Linked DNA regions of Mus musculus: regions 1 and 3 are each linked to region 2. The links are chromatin loops, found by intact Hi-C in ENCODE. Cell type or tissue: left cerebral cortex. All regions are shown on one strand. Each heading gives the region's core, and the rest is flanking DNA. Links, peaks and the distances in the headings are about the cores only. Region 1 overlaps Trit1 (tRNA isopentenyltransferase 1). Region 2 holds the start of Mycl (v-myc avian myelocytomatosis viral oncogene lung carcinoma derived). Region 3 has its middle 21 kb from the start of Heyl.

What was found. A loop is a pair of places that touch in the nucleus more often than their neighbours do. Peaks named below come from ENCODE experiments on the same cell type or tissue, not always from the same donor. Only the 100,000 strongest peaks of a DNase experiment are listed, where the experiment ranks them.
Region 1: a loop joins it to region 2, with 5 times the contacts of the local background. A loop is called at or near these places in 5 of 42 quality-filtered maps.
Region 3: a loop joins it to region 2, with 2.8 times the contacts of the local background. A loop is called at or near these places in 2 of 42 quality-filtered maps.

What each region holds. Positions count from the first base shown.
Region 1 is chr4:123,050,876-123,056,390 of GRCm38, reverse strand. It overlaps Trit1 (tRNA isopentenyltransferase 1), which reads right to left. Exons shown (of 11, transcript NM_025873.3): 9 at 4,216-4,325; 10 at 3,790-3,907; 11 at 1,442-2,268. The coding sequence ends at 2,099. Among named protein-coding and RNA genes, the nearest start is that of Gm46868, 27 kb to the left of the region's middle. In left cerebral cortex, for the core only: a CTCF peak has its summit at 3,042; DNase peaks (open chromatin) are centred at 1,763, 2,966 and 3,922; H3K27ac peaks cover 1,524 bases.
Region 2 is chr4:122,992,616-122,997,976 of GRCm38, reverse strand. It overlaps Mycl (v-myc avian myelocytomatosis viral oncogene lung carcinoma derived), which reads right to left and starts at 2,046. Exons shown (of 3, transcript NM_001303121.1): 1 at 1,827-2,046; 2 at 959-1,463. The coding sequence starts at 1,907. In left cerebral cortex, for the core only: CTCF peaks have their summits at 670 and 2,499 (motif pointing left); DNase peaks (open chromatin) are centred at 1,206, 1,408, 1,990, 2,472 and 1 more place; H3K4me3 peaks cover 2,339 bases; H3K27ac peaks cover 1,385 bases.
Region 3 is chr4:123,251,814-123,257,328 of GRCm38, reverse strand. No RefSeq gene overlaps it. Among named protein-coding and RNA genes, the nearest start is that of Heyl, 21 kb to the right of the region's middle. In left cerebral cortex, for the core only: a CTCF peak has its summit at 2,537 (motif pointing right); DNase peaks (open chromatin) are centred at 2,546 and 4,866.

The sequences.
Region 1 (5,515 bases), core at 821-4,820, 58 kb before region 2:
GAGTATGCAGACATGGGAGCCAGAGGGCAACTTCTGGGAGTTAGTTCTCTTTCTCCCTTATTGAGCCAAAGGGTATCTTGTTTGTGCATGCTACATACTCCAGGCTAGTTGGTCAGAGGACTTCTGGATGGTTCTCTGGGCTGCTGCTCCCATCTCTCGGGAGTTATGGATGACAGGTGCTCACACTGCACCCACTTTTATATTGGTACTTTTACCTGATGAGCCACCTCACCAGCCCTCTACCTTGATCTTTTTAAAGACAGGGTCTCTCAATGAACCTGGATGTTATGGATTGGCTAGGCTGGCAGGCAAAGAGGTCTAGAGTGCTGCCTTTTGCTGTTCTTCCTTCTCTGCCTCCAAGTGCCAGGGACCAGAAATCAGATCCTTGTCCTTCTAAAGTAAATACTTGACCCAAAGTCTCTGACCCACCACACCCCCACCTCTACTGACAGTGCCTCTCACTTGTCTGCTAGCAGCAAATTATACTAGGCTAGACAAAAGGAGGCACAAGATAATCCTGTTTCTGCCTCCCTAGTAAATGAGATCAGAAGCATATTTTGTGTTAGAGATGGCTCACTGGTTAAGAGCACTTGATGCTCTCTCTTCTAGAGGGTCTGGGTTTGATTCCCAGCACCACACAGCACTTCACAATCACCTGTAACTCAAGCTCCAGATATCAGATGACAGGCAGGCTTGTGGTGTGCAGTGATATCATCATCGGTAGGAACAGCAGCACGTTGCCACCACGCCAGGGTTCTTCTGTGGGTTCTGGGGATCTAACCTGGGTCTCATGCTTATGTGATGTGCAATTTACAGATCCAATTTGTTTGTGTTGTGTGGGGATTGTTTTGGTTTCAATATATAGTCAAGGCTGGCCCTGAATACATGATTCTTCTTACATGACCTTCCAAGGTCTGGGGTTCTAAAAATTAAGTACAACAGAGATACTCTTTTTGTTGCTGTTTTTGAGACAGGGTTTCTCTGTGTCCTGGAACTCAGTCAGTTCTGGAACTCACTCTGTAGACTAGGCTGACCTTGAACTTAGAGATCCATCTATCTCTGTCTCCCGAGACCTGGGATTGAAGGCCTCCCTCGGCATTCCTGTCTACACTGGTTGGTATCAGAGATGGTCCTCCACTCCTCACAGAGTTCTCAAATGGAACTCTGGGGATCTTTGAGGAATGTAAGTGTTTGGTATACAGCTACATCTATGATGAATATGGAGTTTGAGAAAAGCCACCACGAGGCATTAGTGGTGCATGCCTTTGATCCCAGCACTTGGGAGGCAGAGGCAGGCAGATTTCTGAGTTCGAGGCCAGCCTGGTCTACAGAGTGAGTTCCAGGACAGCCAGGGCTACACAGAGAAACCCTGTCTTGAAAAAAAAAAGAAAGAAAGAAAAAGAAAGAGAAAAAGCTACCAAATTGACAATGCAGCATGCTGTATAGAAACTATAGGGCGTTTACAATCTTTTTATTTACATTTCAAAAGAATCTATAGATTTCTGCCCTAGATGAAGAGACAGCCACCATGCACAGGAGCAGCTCAGCAGACTCTGTGTCTTTTAGTCTTCAAGATCCAGGTCACAACCACCTCAGCCTGACCCCCTCTTCTGTAGATTCACAGAGCTGGGAGAGTTTGCTTAATCATCTCTCTGCACTACTCCTTTCTGCCGTTCTCGAGTCCAGAGCTCCTGACTGCGCCTTACAATACTTCAGTCATCTACAAAAGCATCTGGAAACGAGCTATTTTTAGCCAGCGCCAGGGACAAGAACGCTCTTTTAAAGGATGCACTGAATCTTGGTATTCACCACTAAAAAAGATCCTCAAGTAGAAAATGTGCGATCTGTGCCTCGTTCTAAAATAAAACCTTTAAGGTTCAAAGAAAAAAATCCCACTCTGAACTACATCATTACCAGACACAACAGGCACACAAGGAGCTGAAAGGCCTGCTGTTTCCACTGCAGACCACAGCACAGAATGAAAGAAGATGGTGGGGCCTTCTGCCCAGCATTCCTCAGTCCAGGCGTGGGAGAGCGACACTCCCCTCCCTCCTGGGCTTGATCCCCACGTCTCTGCAAAGGCCACTAGGCATGTCTCTCAAACACTGGCCTTCAGCTCTTGATTGTGCTGCCCCGAGGATTCCCCCTCGATGCGTTCCGGGTCACAGTCTGGGGAATTACTTTGACTTCCTGTGGCACTGACAGCGTCTAAGTCCAACCTTCTTCTTTTCTTCAATTGGTGCAAGTGAGATTTGGATTTTAAATGTGCTGAGAAAACAAAGGCCAAATAAACAAAAAGTCATCAGGGTTTTCTAGAATTAATTAAACAAAAATAAACAAACAAGAGCATTTAAATATAACTATTCAGCCTTTTAAACTGTCAATAAATAACAGAGTAGACACACATTTATCGCTATTTAAGACGGTCTTACTAGGTAGCCCACACTGACCTCAGGCTTCTCCTGCCTTCACCTCCCAAGTGCACGGCTCTAGGCCTGTGCTGTACATTGGCTAAGGCTCTGCCAGCAGGTTTGTTACATGAACTCCCTGGTCCTCTCACTTTTACCCAGTGACTAGTTCATATAGGCTCATTTTTACTATCCTGCTCTGCAAAGAAACCTCCTTTGGGAACACCTAGAGGGAGGGATGATCAGACTAATTTTCAAATGTATTTATTTACTATTTGTGTATATACATGGGGGGGGAGACTTGTGAAAGTGGAAGGTGGTTCTCCCTTTACCATGCTGGTTCCAGACATTGAACTCAAGTCACCAGGCTTGGCGACAAGCTCCTTTACCCACTGAGCTAGGCTAAATTCTTCTACACATATTAAAAGCATCACTAAAACAAGGTCTGAAGTGTGAGTGTGGCAGTGTTGAGAAGCTGAGAGACTTTGTGTGGGACGAAGAGTCAGCTTTCTTCTCTAACCAGAGCGTAAGGCAGCCCTGGGCTCTGGGCTCCTCTCCACGGCAGCAGGGGATGGGAGCGCGGACTCGACAGATGGCACTACAGAAGGCTCACACAGCCAAGCTCACAAAGGCTCCCCCCAAAGGACAGTCAACAAATCGAACCACTAAGTTTCCTTTACAAAGCAATCAGACGCCCTCTCTCTCTTCCCCTTTCATCATTATACACCAACAACAATCAGGGCTTCTTCTGCTGCTCGGACGGACACACAGCCGTCCCAGTCTCTGACAATGGGGTGCATTTTGCCAGAGATGCCAGTTAATAGACCTAATCATTGTATGGGGTGATATGGAGAGAAACATCTACTCTGAGAGTCCCAGCGAAGCACACTCTGTGCAGGCTTCCTGCCGCTGGGCAGGCTAGCACAGGCTAGCTCTCACTGCACTTCTTCCCATCTTCTGTCACAGTCTGAGCCATCACCAGTTCAACAAGTTATCTAGAGAGGCTGAAAGACCTCTGGGCCTGAGGAACCCATGATGCCTGCTCCCTTCCAGCTGTGCTTCCGCTCCAAACTAGCTTGCAGGAGTTGCCTAAAATAACTTTATTTCTCTGTCCCACAACTAAGTTCTACACAGGAAAGGCCAACAAACTTCTCTCAATAGAATATTCCTATTCTAGCTGCATCTGGAGGACAACGGTCTTCTGCATGTCAGGCTACAGAGGTAATGCCCTAGTCTGGGAAAGGTTCTCAGGAATCTGTCCTGTTACAAAGCTGATTCCAGCATTCAATTATTAAAGACGAAGTTTTAGAAAGTGTGACACCCCCACCCACCCAAATATATTTCCCATGACCCTCCACACAGCCCCTCATCTGCACTCTACCTGCCCATTCCCGGTCCCCAATGATGATCCGGTCACAGAGGTCACACATGTGGTAACTTCTCTTGTTCTCACTTTCATTGTATGCCATCTTCACTGGCATGGCTGTAGGTTTGTGACCCTAAGAGAAAAACAGGCAGGGGCACTCAATGCAAAGAGATTTGGGGACAAGTCTTTGATGTTAAAGAGAATGGGATTTTCCCAAGATTCCTTTTTCATCCCCCAGAGAGCAGGTGGGCTGTTAACAGATTTTAGCAACAACCTTTCTAAATGTGAAAGCAAAAACAGGCTCCAGAGATGTAACAGCAGTAAGCCCTGCTGCTTTATCCCATTGAAAAGGCATTTGGCTCGCCAAAATAGCTGCAAAAGTGCCAGTAAAAGACAAGACTCTGCAAACCTGATCATAGGCCATGCCTCCTTAATAGTCACCTGGATGAAACTTTGTACTATATTGAGAGCAGGTTCCAGAACAGACTCCTCCCACTTGGAAACATCAGATACTTCTAAGCCATATACCGGGGGGACACTGGGCCCAGGTCCTAATGACGACAAAGAAAAGTTGTGAAAGTCTGGCCTACAAGTTCCAATCTCTTCTGTTTCTAAGACTCTTAAAACCCTCAAGCAGAATGCACGGGGCCAAAGGAGTGACACTCTGACTATGCTATGATTCTACTATAAATATGAGCCACAACCTCAAAGACCCATAGCCTGACTCACAGGCAGGAAACACGAATGACCATGTAAACAGGGACTTAGGTGCAGAGTCTTCGATCCGTAAGGAAATCAAAACGGAGTAACAGCTCTGGTGAGTACTAGGTGGGCTACTGTGATACAAAGACAGTACTTTATAGGAGGAACTAAGCTAAGAGGTTTGAGTAAGTGCCTACTCTATTAGCCTTGGGGCTGATCTAGTTAAATCTCACCCTGCCCTCCATGCTCTTGGGGAGGAGTGTCAGAGAGTCATGTGGCCCAGCCCTGACTATCCTCAAACTCACTATGCACCTGAGTTAGGTCTTAGAGCCCAGACCCTCCTGCCTCTCTACCTTCTAAGTGATGGGATTACAGCCATGTAGTACAACACCAGGTTTCCGAACACCTTTTTTAAGAACCATATATAAAGGATGAAAGCCCACTCTGCGGTAAATACTTCCGAACAGACATGAGACTGGAGGGAGAAGGAAAAGACCCCACGCATCTGAGCACATCAACCGTGCTGTAATACTTTAGCTACAGTTCGCCTCTGCATTCCACAGCCACACTAGACTGCCTTCCACAGCTAGGTGAAGTTAGTTACCTGAAGGCAAGAAGCATTGTCCCATAGACAAAAAAATATCAAAGGCATCAAGATGCCAACGGCTGGCAGGTGCTGGCCTTTTGAGTGTGCCAACCACAAATAAGATTCTCCATAGACCGGACTGGCCTACACCTGCCGCCACATGGAAAGGTGAGACCAGGAGAGCGCAGGCAGCACCCACAGCACACCTGGCCTTAGTCAAGCTCTGCACCTGTTTCTAGGCCACTCTACATTTCCCTTTCTCCTCTAAGTCCTTTGTTGGGCTTCTGTGCCCTGTCTAAGCACCTTTCAACAAGTTCTCGGCTCCCAGCTGCTATTTCTGGCTTGGGTCCAAGGCCAAGCTGGGGTGGGGAAGTCCCTCTGGCTCTCTGCCAGGCCATATCCCAGCAGACTAGTCCTGGCCAATCAAATGTGGCTCCTGACTTACAGGGCAGC
Region 2 (5,361 bases), core at 1-4,000:
GGGGGGGGGGCTCAGAGGCTAGGGGAAGAGCAAGGTGGTCTGAGCTCAGTGAAGACTGCTCTTCATCAGTATGGAGGGAGGCCTGGGGCGCTACGACCATTATCTCAATACCAGAGATGGGACCGAGCAGGAATGTTGAATGTAGAAGAGCAGCCGAAGCCCACAGATGTATTGGGCGGGAGATTGGATACCTTCCTAAGGCCAAATCAACAGGCATCGTGTAGCTCTTCTCAAACAAGCTATGAGGAAGACCCTCTAAACACCAAGAAAGACAGGGAAAGGAGTTGGGAAAAGAAGCGACTAGACAGCAGGAGGCTGGGGCTCACTTGACTGATTTCCTGTCTCTAATCCTCAGTTTTCCCATCTGTTAAGAGGAGCGTTTACTCTCCCTCCACCTGTCTCACTAGTCACTAGTGATGGGAAGTAGTAAGGACTGGGACTGGGGTAAGAGAAGAGAATTAGCAATTTAAAGTGCAGCAGGCGGGAGATGGAGGTTTTCGAGTGGAGGAAGGCTTTTGGTTCTGCTCAAAAGGTATCTCAGTCTTTTCTCCCTTAGGGAAGTGTGAGTTTCCCAGGGAAAGAGGCAGCAACAAAAAAGCTTCAAGCTTGGAGTGACTCTTAAGGGAACCCTTTCAACCTCCCAAGGACAGAAATCCCCTACAGTCCAACCCGAGTATTGTCCTCTCTAAGCGCCAACCCTCACCAAGTCGCCCTGGTCCCCTGGGGCTCCAATCACCATCAGAGGGACGCTGGCTCCCTCCCCACTTCTCCAAACTGTTTACCAACACACCCACGTGCCAGACAGACACAGCTGGGGGCTACACCGACAGCTTCAGTCAGAAAATGGGGAGGTGATGGGAAGGTTTAAGATCTAATGCCTGATTTCAAACAGCGGTAGATAGAGCTCTGGCCACCCAAGGGGTGCCTCCCTCTTAGCTAGCCCCCGGGTGGTCCTTACCAGAATCGCTGGGGCTCTCGGACCCGGAGCAGGCCTGAGTCTTGGGCTCGCCCAGCTGACATTGGGTGGCGGGCGCCGGGTTACTGGCTTCCAGACTAGGAGTGCCGTCCGGGGTAGCGGGCGCTTTGGGCGGGTTCCCCCGGGGCGCGCCTGGGGCCAGCCTGTCGCTCACCACTCTCTCCAGCCGTTCTCGGGCGGAGAAGCCGCTCCACATGCAGTCACGGCGAATGATGGAAGCATAATTCCTGCCCCAGGCTTTCGAATGGCCCCGAGATTCCGCCTCGTCCCCGGCACCCCCTCCAGGCCACGGCTCCCCGGGATTAATCCCAGAGGCTGGGTCCACGGCGCCGGGACCGGAGCCCCAGGGCGGCGACGTGGGGGGCGACGGCACCAGCTCGAATTTCTTCCAGATGTCCTCGCTGGGCGCCGTGGAGCGGTAGAAATCCTCTCCGCAGTCATAGTCGTAGAAATAGTGCTGATACGAGTCGAAGTCCATGTCCGCTCCCTGCGGGAGGGAAGGGGGAGACGAGCTGACTGCGGTGCCCGCCGAGGGAAGAGGCGGCTCCGAGTCCCTCGCTGCAGCTGGCTGCGGGGCTCTGGTCTCTCCCCAGGCCCACCAGCTTGCAGCCCGCGCCCTGGTCCCTGCTCCTGGGAAGCCTGGCCTGGGGTCAGCTCGCTCAGGGCAGCTCGCAACGGGCCGACCAGGCTGAGGGGAGCGAGTTCAAAGCAAACTTTGCCAGCACCGCCCGGAGCTCAGCTCCGGGGGCACAGCAGGGCCGGGCGGGGGCGCGCTGTCTCGAAGGCAGTCTGCAGCCTTGCAGCCCGCCAGTCCCCTGGGGACCCCTGCCCGGGCCACCCGCAGCCTCACCTCGCTCCCGCCGCCCGCCACCTGGAGCGGAGCGGCTCCCCGCCGGCTCGGGGAAGCCCGGCAGCCCGCACACACACACATGCGCGCCACCGAGCGCGCGGCCCCGCACTCACGAGCGCGCCCCCCGTGCGCGCGCCCCCCGCCTCGCTCGCACACGGCAGCCAGGACGCTCCCGGGATCGACGCGGGAGCGCGATCTGCAGGCGCATTGTTTCCCGACTGCTTTATATCTCGTCGCGTGCCCGGGGCTTGGGGACCAGGAGGGGGGGTGGTCCCTAGGAGACAAGCCCCTCCCCCTCCCGCCCCTCTCTCCGCTGGCGACAGGTGGGGCCGGCCCCACCTCCTGGCTGAACTGGTCGTTTCTATTCTATCCCTTGAAGCTCCCTAATAAATTGTACGCTGGGGAGCGCAGAGCAGAAGAGCTGATGCAGCCCCGCAGTCTCCTGGTGGAGGCGTGACTGTTCGAGAGGCTCCCGCGGTCCAAGCGACTTAACTAAAGCGGCGCTCCGCGCCTACTCAGAGCCAAGGACTAGAGCTGCTCCCTGCCCCACCCTGCTAGTCTACTTCCCGGGGCGCGCCCCACCAGGTTCAGGTGCGTCCCACCCATGACAGAGGAGGTGGTGGTGGTGATGGTGGGGCACACACTGCACCTCCACCGCGCCACCTGGTGGCCCTCGGCCCTGAACCCAGGCTTCTTCAACCCATTGCTTCAGTAACCATTAGCCCATTCTTTAGCTCAGTGGCTTAAACCTTGAATAGCAGTGAAGATTCCGAGCTAGAAAGCCTGCAGTATATATAATCCCTCGGAGCCCCAATTTTACTTGTGAAATGAAGGAATGGTAATGACTTCACAGGATCGCCGGGCTGAATTTGTTTACTAAAAAGATAGAGCACCTTAGGAAAGGACATGAGAGAATTCGAACAACAGCAGCTTTATCCCTGGGGAGGGTAGTGAGACCTCTGTCATCCCCCAGGTCATAGCTGACACTTGACCCTTCCTTCACAGCCCTGCCTCCCAGAATTCATCCTCCACACAAAACTCTCCTAACGGCTGTTTTAGAGATAGGAGTGTAGGGGTGTGGAAACTTCATTCAGGCCCCTGTTTTGTGCTTCCTAGCTGTGGGATCAAAGTGTTTGAAGTTTTGCATGACATCCCTGGCCGAGACGATGGAGATATATATATATTTCCTTTGTGTTATCATAAACAGGCTACCTTCTGAGAAAGGAAAAGACTAACTAATTTAGGTCCAAGGAAGGTAACTTAGGATAGCAGCCAATTCATCTAGAATCCTACACCTGGCATCAAGGTCTGGTGTCTGGTTGTCTGCCATCCTTCTCTTCCTCCTACTCTTTTTGTCTAACTACTCAGAACTACAGGCTGTTGCCATCCTAACAGACTGAAGCCAGAAGGATAAACACGTCCCGTTGTTTTGGGCCAGGGAGGTGTGAGATGACCCACGAGTTGGGTGAGAAGACAGGGGGTGTGTGTGACTCTCCATTTTCCATTTGTTGTGTCTAAGGTGTGTGTAGGACATCCTTGAAAGCAGGAATTGGCTCGCTTTGTAGTCCCTGCACCTAGAATGACTTCTGGCAATATTTACGCACTGGCTTCCTGAGTGACCTAGCCAACCAGATTTTATTGAGACGGCCTGTATGCCCTGCTCTGTGCTGTACTGGGAGGCCCAGAAAAGGCTCCTGATTTGGTTGCAGCCTTGGTGCAGAGGGATTAGACTCCCTTTCAGGGTCTTGTTGTCAGGCATGCAGATGTCTGTGGTGGTTGCTGCACTTTCCGGGGTCTTGGTCACAATAACAGAAACCAATGTAAGCAGGAAAATAACTTTTAAGGGAGATATTGTTGCATAGAATTCACAGGAGGCTTGGAATCTATATTTGGAAAATAGGCCTACCTGAGTTGTTCATTTTGTTCTTTTTTTTTTTTTTTTGAAACAGATTCTCACTCTGTTGCCCAGACTGACCTCACTAAGGCCAGGTATGATGGCTCATGCCTGTATTCCCAATACAATCTTCTTCTTCTTCTCCTTCTTCTTCTTCTTTTTAAAGATTTATTTATTATTATATATGAGTACACTGTAGCTGTCTTCAGACACACCAGAAGAGGGTATCAGATCTCATTGCAGATGGTTGTGAGCCACCATGTGGTTGCTGGGATTTGAACTCGGGACCTTTGGAAGAGCAGTCAGTGCTCTTAACCGCTGAGCCATCTCTCCAGCCCCAATACAACCTTCTAATGCTATAATACAAGGGTGTTCCAATTCCCCACTGGAGACCATCTAGACTATTCCCTGATTAAATATTCTAATGTAGTAAGGACACAATGGCATACACCTGTAATTGTAGCTACTTGGGATGCAAACTACAGGAGGATCATTTGAGCACTGGCCAACTTGTTGCAACCCCGTCTCAAGACTAAAATGACGGCAGGGCAGTGGTGGCACACGCCTTTAATCCCAGCACTCGGGAGGCAGAGGCAGGCAGATTTCTGAGTTCGAGGCCAGCCTGGTCTACAGAGTGAGTTCCAGGACAGCCAGGGCTACACAGATCACCCCTGTCTTGAAAAACAAAACCAAACAAAGCAAAAACCCAACAAAAACAAACAAACAAACCCAAAAAACCAAAACCAAAAACCAAACAACCCCCTCCCCCAGAAGCCAAAAATAAAACCAAACCAAACCAAACAAAAAGACTAAAACGATTTTTCTTCAGGGGTGGAAATTGAACCTAGAGTCTGATATAGGCTTGGGCAAAGGCTCTACCCCTGAGCCATATCCCCAGACCAAAAGTATTAATATAACTAAGAAAGTATTGGCATTAGGCCAAAGGTGTGGGCCTCAGAGAAAGGCAGAAATTATGGAGAGCTGCCATGGTAATCACCAGCAGTGAACACTATCAAGATCTCGCTGGGTGCAAAAAGCTGATCCGGAGACAGGGAAGATGGAGGCATCATTCCTTGAAGCCAGCCAGTTCATCCCCCACCTTACCTACACTGGCTCGCTCAGCAGTTCTCTGAAAGCCGTTTTGCATCCCATGTAACCCCACCTACAGAGAGAGAATGCACTCAGCAACAGAGAAATCCAACGTGCTCCAAAACCTCACTTCCCCTTGTAAATTAATGAATTGGCATCTGATTTGAAATAGCGGTCTCATGAGCCTGGTTAATGTGTGTCTGTCTGTTCCGAGGAGACACTGTAGCTTTTAGGACTGACAACTGTGGTTTCTGAGTTAATGTCTGGACCCAGAATGGTGATAAATTGACCAAGGTAACAAATGCTACTCTAGAGACATCTAAATTATCTGCAGTTTTGTTGTTGTTATGTTCTAATTCATACACACACACACATACATATATATCCATACATTCACTATATATACACATTATATATATATTATACATACATATACGTACATAGTATATATATGTATGTATGTATGTGTATATATATATATATATATACACACACACACAGATACACACATAGTGTGTGTGTGTCTGTATGTGTGTCTGTATGTGTGCTGAG
Region 3 (5,515 bases), core at 1,028-5,027, 260 kb before region 2:
ACACTATCCCAAAATAATAATTCAACTGTGGTATGTTTATACAATGGAATATTTTTAAACAAATGAAAGGAAATTATTAGGAGCCAGAGAGATGTCTCTGTGGGTGAAGTGCTTGCTGTACAGGTACAAGGACCTACCCCTCGCTGCCACCCAAAGGTCAGGTGAACACCTTGCACTCAGCACCGAGGAACAGAGACAATCTAAGGGATGGGGCAGGATGGCATTTGCTGGCCCAAAACGATGAATTCTAGCTTCAGTGGGGGGCTAGCAAGAAGGCTCAGTGGAGCCGGGAGTGGTGGTGCACACCTTTAATCCCAGCACTTGGGAGGCAGAGGCAGGAGGATTTCTGAGTTCAAAGCCAGCCTGGTCTACAGAGTGAGTTCCAGGACAGCCAGAGCTATACAGAGAAACCCTGTCTCGAAAAACAAAAACAAAACAACAACAACAAAAAAGATTTGGGTTTTTGAAAACTTTATTGTCATTCTTCACTTTAGGTAAAAAAAATCTCCCAGTTTACCATGGGGAGTTAACTTTGTGCAGAAATTAGCACCCACATTGAACTAAAAATGTTAAACTTAATTTTCTTCTGTTTATTTAGAGAAAACAGCGTATTATATATGTAAGGTGCCATCTACACGGGCTTGAACACAGAAATATATAAGATAGTCTCTAAGTGAAACAGAGATATGTTTAGGGCTATATCAGAGACTATTGCAAATTCTATCCTAACCGCAAACCAAAGTTCATCAAATGTAGCTTGTTTCTGGCTTCTTTGTGGGTTCTTCCTTCTTCCACCCTTCTCCACCCTTTCAACCCCCCAGTCCCAGATAAGAGAGAAGAAAGGATAGAGGGGAAAGGGGGGCTCTAGCATTGACACACCCTCTAAAGAGTCTGGGGAGTCCAAACATTACACAATCACAGAAACTATCTGCAGCTGGCAAAATCACTCCCCTGCTAGAGCATGAGGCAGATCATAGCTGCTGCCGCTCTGTGCCTCACACTGGTGACTAAAACAAAAACACATATTCTTAAAAATATTTCTGTGTATTTAAAAGAACCCAAATGCCAAAGTTGTCACTACAATCAAACTTTTGTTTGTTTTCCCTGCATAGCCTTGGCTGTCTTGGAACTCATTCTGTAAAGAAGGTTGGCTTCAAAAATCACAGAGATCCACCTGCCTCTGCCTCCTGAGTGCTGGGATTTAAAGGAGTGCACTGACACCACCACTACCTGGCTGAACTTTTTGTTTTCTTTCTTTTCTTCTTTCTTTCTTCTTCTTCTTTCTTTTTTGTTGTTGTTTTGTTTTTTTGAGACAGGGTTTCTCTGTGTAGCCCTGGCTGTCCTGGAACTCACTCTGTAGACCAGGCTGGCTTCGAACTCAGAAATCCGCCTGCCTCTGTCTCCCAAGTGCTGAGATTAAAGGCATGCGCCACCACCACCTGGCTTTCTTTCTGTTTTTCAAGACAGGGTTTCTTTGTGTAGTCCTGTCTGGCCTAGAACTAGCTCTGTAGACAAGGCTGGCCTGGAACTCACAGAGATCCACATATCTCTGGCTCCGGAGTGCTGGGATTAAAGGTGTGTGCCACACTACCTAGTCTGTTTTTAAAAAGACTTTACCCAAAAGCTCAAACAGCCATTGGGTTAAAAAAAAATCTTATTTTAAAGTTTTATTTATTTTTACATTTATTTATTTATTTTATTAGGGATGACATGTGCATGTCACTGCATTCATTTTGAAGTCAGAGGCCACCTTTATGGAGCTGGTTCTATCTTCCACTGTATAAGTCCTGGCTGTTGGGCTTGGCGGCAGGCCCCTGTATCTGCTGAGCCTTCTTACCAGCCCCTCATTTTATATTTCTTTATATATATTTTATAAGTGTATATGTTCATGTGAATATATGCCATATGTATGTGGGTGTCTGGAAGCCAGAGGTGGGCTCATCTCTCTATGTTCGTTCAAGGGCCAGCCTGGATATATATATATATATACCTAGTCCCTAGGACAGCCAGGGCTAGAGAGATTTTTGTCTCAAAAAGCCAAACAAATGATAAGCAAAACCCTCTCAGACACACACGGAATAGTGCCAGAACAAACATTTGGATACTTCACCACTATACAAAGCTGATATGAACTCAGTTAAAGCCATAGTTGGAGTTTAAAAAAAAAAGATTTGTTTATTTATCATATATAAGTACACTGTAGCTGTCATCGCCACTGTGTGGTTGCTGGGATTTGAACTCAGGATCTTCGGAAGAGCAGTCAGTGCTCTTAATCGCTGAGCCATCTCTCCAGTCCCCATATTTGGAGTTTTAAATTTCTTTATGAGCTGACTGTATGTAGCCTGTTACTTGGGATGTTGGCCGATAGCAGGGAGATACAGCCACGAGTCATCCATCCAGCTGTGAGGGTGAAGAACAGAGCTCAGCAGTGTGCCCACTGTTCTGTTGGCACGTGAAGCTCAGGTACGGTCAATGCATTTATCAGGATAAACCAAGAGTGCCTATAAATCAGTGAGCAATTATGTTATTTTGATGGACCACTAGGGGGCAGTAATGGATAAAGAACAGGCACATAGGCTATGAGAAATACCCCAATCGTTTAAAGGATTTGCAGCTAAGCCAGAATTTGATCCATAACCCATTTTATAACTTATTATTTGTAATAAATCATTTATTAATATTGCATACTATTACAGTTTTATAATACAGTTAGTAGTCACACACAAAGAACTCGCTGGCTTTGGAGACTCATTGCATTCCCAGTGCTTGGGAGGCTGAGGCATGAGGACAGGCCAACCTGGGCTACACAATAACTCTCAGGCCAACCTGGGCTACACAGTAACTCTCAGGCCAACCTGGGCTACACAGTAACTCTCAGGCCAACCTGGGCTACACAGTAACTCTCAGGCCAACCTGGGCTACACAGTAACTCTCAGGCCAACCTGGGCTACACAATATCTCTCAGGCCAACCTGGGCTACACAATAACTCTCAGGCCAACCTGGGCTACACAATAACTCTCAGGCCAACCTGGGCTACACAATAACTCTCAGGCCAACCTGGGCTGCAGAGTGAGACACTGTCTTAAAAACCAGAACAATAGGGTTGGAGGGATGGCTCAGTGCAGTGGTTAAGAGCACTGACTGCTCTTCCAGAAGTCATGAGTTCAATTCCCAGCAACCACATGGTGGCTCACAACCATCTGTAACAGATCTGAGACCCTCTTCTGATGTGTCTGAAGAAAGTGATAGTGCACTGAGTACTCACATACAATAAACAAACAAACAAACAAACAAACAAATAAATAAAATCTTTTAAAAAATGTTCTTTTATAAAAAAGCAGAACCTGGGCGGTGGTGGCACATGCCTTTAATCCCAGCACTTGGGAGACAGAGGTGGGGGATTTCTGAGTTTGAGGTCAGCCTGGTCTACAAAAGTGAGTTCCAGGACAGTCAGGGCTACACAGAGAAACCCTGTCTCAAAAAACCAACCAACCAACCAACCAACCAACCAACCAACCAAACAAACAAACAAATAAATAAAATTAAAAAGCAGAACAATATGTGGGGCCATGGTGGTGTACACCTTTGACCCCAGTACTCGGGAGGCAGAAGCAGGTGGATTTGTGTGAGTTCAAGGCCAGCCTGGGCTACAGAGCTAGTGTCAGGACAGCCAGAGCCATACAAAGAAACTCGTCTTGAAAAACTGAAACCAAACCGAACCAAACCAAACCAAAGGAACACTGAACACCCCTGCACACACCCACCCCCCCCAAAACCAGAATAGCACAAGATAAAAAAGAAAAGAAAGGAAAATTTCCTATCACCTGAAGGATTCTAAGAAGAAAAACTGACAAAAATGAGGAATGTTGAGGTTTTTATTTTATTGTTGTTCTTGGTATTATTATCTGAGGCAGTGTCTCCCTATGTAGCCCCTTCTGGCCTGGGACTTCCTATGTAGATCAGGCTAGCCTTGATATTGCAATAATATTCTTGGTATATTCTTAGTAATATCTTTGGTATATTTTTAGTAATAGTCTTGGTATATTCTTAGTATGCCAAAACCAGAGCGTAGAAGGCAGCTGGGAGTGCTAGGATGCTGGGGCTTGAGGGAGCACACACGAAAGTGGGTGCTGTTAGAGAATCCTATACCGAACGGGCACTGAGGAAAGTCCAAAGAACCCACAACAGGATACCTGCCTGCAAGGAATGGCAGAGGCCAGTGTCACAGGACACCAGAGCAATTCAAAGACGGAATGACTAGGGCTTGCTGGCACACTGGCTGTGGGCTGTAAGAAAGAGGTTCAAGGGGTTAGAGAGATGGCTCAGCAGTTAAGGGCAGATGTTGCCCTTGGAGAGGACCTGGGTTTGAATCCCGCCAGTCATGTGGCAGCTCAAGTGCTTGTAACTGCAACGCCTGGGGATCCAGTGCACTCTTCTGGCCTCTGCAGTCACCAGCCATGCCTGCATGCATGGGATGCCAATGCTCATACATATAAAACCTCGCTCTCTCAGAGAGAGACAGAGACAGAAAAACGGCTGTTCAAGGGCCAACTCTAGAACTTTTTATGCTTGAGCAACCGGAAGGACCAAGTTGCTGTTTCCAGAAACCCTGAAGGTCTGAAGACTGCATCAGAGGAACCAGATCTGAAGAGACCTGGCGTGTGGCTTTGGGCATGGTCGTCTGAGATGCCTCTGAGTTATTGGTGGTAGGAATCCACGTCTGTGCTCGGGAGGCTAGGTACTGGCTAGGAGGTCTCAATCCTAGCCTTGCTTCTGACCATGCAGGGAAGTTGCCAGGGTTTGGCCTAGGGCTTTTGTGTTCCTCCTTTAGCACTTCAAGTGCTGGCCTGTGTCCAAAGCCACCATACAGCACCCCACACAGAATCTCAATAAGACCCCTGTCTAAGGGACTGAGGCAGAATGGATGACACCCACGCATCTCCCTGCTGGTCATGGCACGGGGCCAGGTGCTTCGGACCAGTTATTCACATACTACAGGGACAAAACTGGAAATCCCCAAACCTGGTTACCCATGAACTCAGTCTTGAGTGAGAGCCTGACAGGGCTAGGAGAGTCCAGAGAAGGCACATGGTTCCCCTATGCCAACAATGATTGATCAAGTTTGCTTCTGGGTTTTAGCCGTCTTAAGAAGGGACAAGAGTGGGCTGGTGAGGTGGCTCAGTGGGTGCAGTGTATGAGTTCAACTCCAGGAACTCATGTAAACAGCTGGGTGTGAGGTTCCCACTGTGATGCCAGAGCTCCTAAGGGGGGAGGGGGGAGGCAGAAATGGAAGAACCAGCTAGAAGCTGCTCAGTGCAGAGCAGCAAAAGAAATGAGAGAGAGCCTGCCTGAAAAGCAAGGTGGAAGGAGCAAGCTGATCCTGACCTCCCCATGAATGTGATGCATGCACACACACACACACATACACACACACACACATGCACACACACACACATACACACACCACACACACACACATGCACACGTACACATACACACACCACACACACACAC